Linked DNA regions of Homo sapiens: region 2 is linked to region 1. A link is an interaction called in ENCODE POLR2A ChIA-PET data of the cell type or tissue named here. Cell type or tissue: GM12878. All regions are shown on one strand.

Region 1 (2,500 bases):
CAACCTTCCCTTCCACTCGCCCCTCTCCTCCCTGGATGCTACATGATTTTATTCCCTTCCTGCCATCAAGGTCCCACCAAATGCCCATCCCTGCAGCCGCCCTCCACCCCAAGGGAGCAGGGTTCCCTGAGAACGAAGGGCTGCTTTTCTTGGCAAAAGTCAAGAAAGCTCTGTTAAAAAATAGGCAAAGGGGCTGCTCCAGGTGGCTCACATCTGTAATTCCGACACTTTGGGAGGCTGAGGCAGGAGGATCACTTGAGGCCAGGAGTTTCAGGCCAGTCTGGGCAACATAGGGAGACCCCATCTCTAGAAAAAATTTTAAAAATTAGGCAGGCATTGTGGTGCTGTAGTAACTGTAGTCCCAATTACTCGGGAGGCTGAGGTGGGAGGTCACCTGAGCCCAGGAGGTTGAGGCTGCAGTGAGCTATGATTGCGTCACTTCACTTCAGCCCAGGTGAAAGAGCACAATCCCGTGTCAAAAAAAAAAAAAAAAAAAAAAAAAGGGCAAAGGATTTGGATAGGGTAGACGTTTCTCCAAAGAAGAGGTACAAAGGGCCAATGGGTGCATAAAATGATTCTCAATGTCATTAGTCATCAGCAAATCAAAACTATAATGAGATGCCACTTCTCACCTACTAGAATGGCTAGAAACAAAGGCGGATAATGACAGGTGTTGGTGAGGATGTGGAGAACCGGGCATCCTCCCCCATGCTGGGGATGATGTAAATCCACGCAGCTGCTTTGGAAATCAGCATGGCAGGTCCTCAAAACATTAAACATAGGCTGGGCACAGTGGCTCATGCCTGTAACCCCAGCACTTTGGGAGGCCGAGGCAGGTGGATAACCTGAGGAGTTTGAGACTAGCCTGGCCAACACAGTGAAACCCCATCTCTACTAAAAATACAAAAAAAAAAAAAAAATTAGCTGGGCATGGTGGTGGGTGCCTGTAATCCCAGCTACTTGGGAGGCTGAGGCAGGAGAATCTATTGAACCTGGGAGGTGGGGGTTGTGGTGAGCCGAGATCGCGGCACTGCACTCCAGCCTAGGCAACAAGAGCAAAACTCCGTCTCGAACAAACAAACAAACAAAAAGTTAAACATAGAGTTGCCATGTGATCTGGCAATTCCACCTATAAAACATGCTAAGTGAGGGAAGCCAAACACAGAAGGCCACATGTATTCAGGCCAAATGTCCAGAACAGACAGATCTGTAGAGACAGAAAGTAGATGAGCAGTTTCACAGGGCTGGGTGTGGGGGAAAGTCAGGGGCATGAGGGTGACTGCTAATGGGTGTGGAGTCTCTTTTTGGGGTAGTGGAAATGTTCTAAAATTGATTGTGGTAGTGGTTTCACAACTCTCTAAACATACCAAAAGGCACTAAGTCATATACTTTAAAGGGGTGAGTTGTGTGCTATGTGGTCTATAGCTCAAAAAAGCTGTTACCAAAAAGAAAAAAGTGCCAAGGAAGGTCCCTGCAGTTCTGTCACACACCAGCTGTGTGATCTTTGACAGGTAACTCACCCTCTCTGTGCTCAGTTTTCTCACTGGTAAAATGGTGATACTAATAGAACCAACCTTATTGAGCTGCTGCTGTGAGGATTAAATGAGTTAGTATGCATGAAGTGCCTGGCACACAATAGGTATCATGTTGTTATAATCTGTTTTAATTATCATTAAGATAGTTTAACAACTGGCCAGGCGCGGTGGCTCCCGCCTGTAATCCCAGCACTTTGGGAGGCTGAGGCAGGCAGATCACTTGAGGTCAGGAGTTCCAGACTAGGCTGGCCAACATGGGGAAACCCCGTCTCTACCCAAAATACAAAAATTAGTTGTGCGTAATGGCGCATGCCTATAATCCCAGCTACTTGGGAGGCTGAGGCAGGAAAATGGCTTGAACCCAGGAATCGGAGGTTGCAGTGAGCTGAGATTGCGCCACTGCACTCCAGCCTGGGTGATAGAGTGAGACTCCATCTCTAAACAAACAAACAAACAAAAAACACATAGTTTAACACCTGAAGGGGAATCTAAAGAAGAGGGTGAAAGACTGTTGAGAATAACAAGGGCCCACGTGTTGTCATGAAACTGCAAACAGTTCGTACCAATTCCCACAACCCATCACATGCAGGCATACCTTGTTTTATGCGCTTTGCAGATACTGCATTTTTTACACGCTGAAGGTATGCAGCGACCCTGCACTGAGCAAGTCTATCAGTGCTGTTTTCCCAGCTGCATGCACTCACTTTGTGTCTCCGTGTTACTTTGGTAATTCTCACAATGTTTCAAACTTTTTTGTAATTATCATGTCTGTGATGGTGATCTGTGATCAGTGATCTTCGATGTTGCTATTGTCCTCTTTTTGGGGCACCATGAAGCACGTCCGTATATGAAGGCGAACTTCATAAATGTGTGTGTTCTGACTGCTCCACCACTGATAGCTCCCCTGTCTCTCTCTCCCTCTCCTGTGGCCTCCCTATTCCCTGCAATGCAATGATATTGAAATT
Region 2 (2,500 bases), 130 kb before region 1:
CGGTGGCAATTTCTTAAAAGAATTTCTTAGGCCAGGTGCTGTGGTTCACGCCTGTAATCCCAGCACTCTGGGAGGCCGAGGTATGTGGATCACCTGAGGTCAGGAGTTCAAGACCAGCCTGGCCAACATGGCAAAACCCCATGTCTACTAAAAATACAAAAGCTAGCTGGGCGTTGTGGTGGGCATCTGTAATCCCAGCTACTCGGGAGGCTGAGGCAGGAGAATCACTTGAATCCAGGAGGCGGAGGTTGCAGTGAGCTGAGATCATGCCATTACACTCCAGCCTGGGTGACAAAGTGAGACTCTATCTCAAAAAAAAAAGAATTTCTTAAAAGAAGACAATAATGAGGCTGGGCACGGTTGAGTCATGCCTGTAATCCCAGCACATTGGGAGGCCAAGGCAGGTGGATCACCTGAGCTCAGGAGTTCAAGACCAGCCTGGCCAACATGGTGAAACCCCGTCTCTACTAAAGATACAAAAATTAGCTGGGCATGGTGGCTGGTGCCTCTAATCCCAGCTACTCAGGAGGCTGAGGGAAAAGAATTGCTTGAACCCAGGAGGCGGTTCGGTGAGCCGAGATTCTACCATTGCATGCCAGCCTGGGCTACAAGAACAAAAGTCCATCTCAAAAAAAAAAAAAAAAAAGACTTGAAAGGCAAAATGACTCTTTGATCCATGCACTGCAGAAGAGATGTTGTGTTAGCAGCTGTATTAGTCCATTCTCACACTGCTGTGAAGACATACTTGAGACTGGGTAATTTACAAAGGAAAGAGATTTAATCAGCTCATGGTTCTGTGGGCTGTACAGGCTTCTGCTTCTGGGAAGGCCTCAGGAAACTTATAATCATGGTGGAAGGTGAAGGGCAAGAAGGCACATCTTCACATGGCTGGCGGGAGGTGAGAGAGGTGCTACATGCTTTAAAACAAGCAGCACTAGGGGGACGATGCTAAACCATTAGAAACTGCCCCCATGATCCGATCACCTCCCACCAGGCCCCTCCTCCAACACTGAAGATCACAACCTGACGTGAGATTTGGGTGGGAACACAGAGCCAAACCATATCAGCAGGCATGAAAACAACATTTATCTCTTGGTACATCTCCATCAGAGCTCTTGGGTAACCAGGTGCATTGTCAATTAGCAGTAATATTTTGAAAGGAGTCTTTTTGAGAAGATGTGGTGGCTTGTGTCTGTAATCTCAGCACTTCAGGAGGCTGAGGAGGGAGGATCACGTGAGCCCAGGAGTTTGAGACCAGCCTGGGTAATATAGCAAGACCCTGTCTCTACAAAAAATAAAAAAAATTAGTCAGGCATGGTGGCACAAACCTGTAGTTCCAGTTACTTGGGAGGCTGAAGCAGGAGGATTGCTTGAGCCTAGGAGGTTGAGGCTTCAATGAGCTATGATCATGCCACTGCACTCTGCCTGGGCAATGGAGAAAGAAAGAAAGAAAAAAAGAAAGAAATTTCCTTTTGAGCAGTAGTTCTCAACAGTGGGCTTAAAATATTCAGTCAACTGTGCTATAAACAGATATGTTGTCATCCAGGCTTTGTTGTTTCATTTATAGAGACAGGCATAGTACATTTAACATAATTATTAAGGGGTCTAGGATTTTTGGAATGGTAAATGAGCATTAGCTACAACTTAAAGTCACCAGCAGCATTAGTCCCTAACAAGAGAGTCAGCCTGTCCTTTAAAGCTTTGAAGCCAGGCATTGACTTCTCCTCTCTAGCTATGAAAGTCCTTGATGGCATCTTCTTCCAATAGAAGGCTGTTTTGTCTACATTGGAAATCTGTTGTAAGGTGTAGCCACCTTCATCAATGATCTTAGCTAGATTTTCTGAATAACTTGCAAGTTATCCAGAAAAGGTTTTTAATTGACTTTGCCTAGATCCATCAGAGGAATCACTATCTATGGCAGCTATAGCCTTATGAAATGCATTTCTTTCTTTTTTTCTTTCTTTCTTTTTTTTTTTTGAGACAGAGTCTTGCTCTGTCACCCAGACTGGAGTGCAGTGGCGTGATCCCAGCTCACTGCAACCTCGGCCTCCCAGGTTCAAGCAATTCTGCTTCAGCCTCCCAAGTAGCTGGGATTACAGGCGCCCACCACCACTCTTGGCTAATTTTTTGTATTTTTAATAGAGATGGGGTTTCACCATGTTGGCCAGGCTGGTCTCGAACGCCTTATCTCAGGTGATCCACCTGCCTTGGCCTCCCAAAGTGCTGGGATTACAGGCTTGAGCCACCACGCCCGGCCATGAAATGTATTTCTGAAGTAATAAGACTTGAAAGTCGAAATTACTGCTTGGTCCATGGACTGCAGAATGCGTGTTGTGTTTGCAGGCATGGAAACAACACTAATCTCCTTGGACATCTCCATCAGAGCTCTTGGGTGACCAGATGGATTGTTAATGAGCAGCAAACTTTGGAAATAAATCTATTTTTCTGAGCAGCAGGTCTCCAGAGTGGGCTTAAAACACTCAGTCTTTGGCCGGGCACG

Evidence for each region. Peaks named below come from ENCODE experiments on the same cell type or tissue, not always from the same donor. Only the 100,000 strongest peaks of a DNase experiment are listed, where the experiment ranks them.
Region 2: POLR2A ChIA-PET joins it to region 1 with 5 read pairs; 2 of 35 experiments call an interaction of 5 or more read pairs at or near these places.

Annotation. Positions count from the first base shown.
Region 1 is chr16:31,363,950-31,366,449 of GRCh38, forward strand. All of the region lies in intron 14 of ITGAX (integrin subunit alpha X), which reads left to right. Among named protein-coding and RNA genes, the nearest start is that of ITGAX, 10 kb to the left of the region's middle. In GM12878, no CTCF peak of the experiment used is centred here; a DNase peak (open chromatin) is centred at 1,352.
Region 2 is chr16:31,233,628-31,236,127 of GRCh38, forward strand. No RefSeq gene overlaps it. Among named protein-coding and RNA genes, the nearest start is that of PYDC1, 18 kb to the left of the region's middle. In GM12878, no CTCF peak of the experiment used is centred here; no DNase peak of the experiment used is centred here.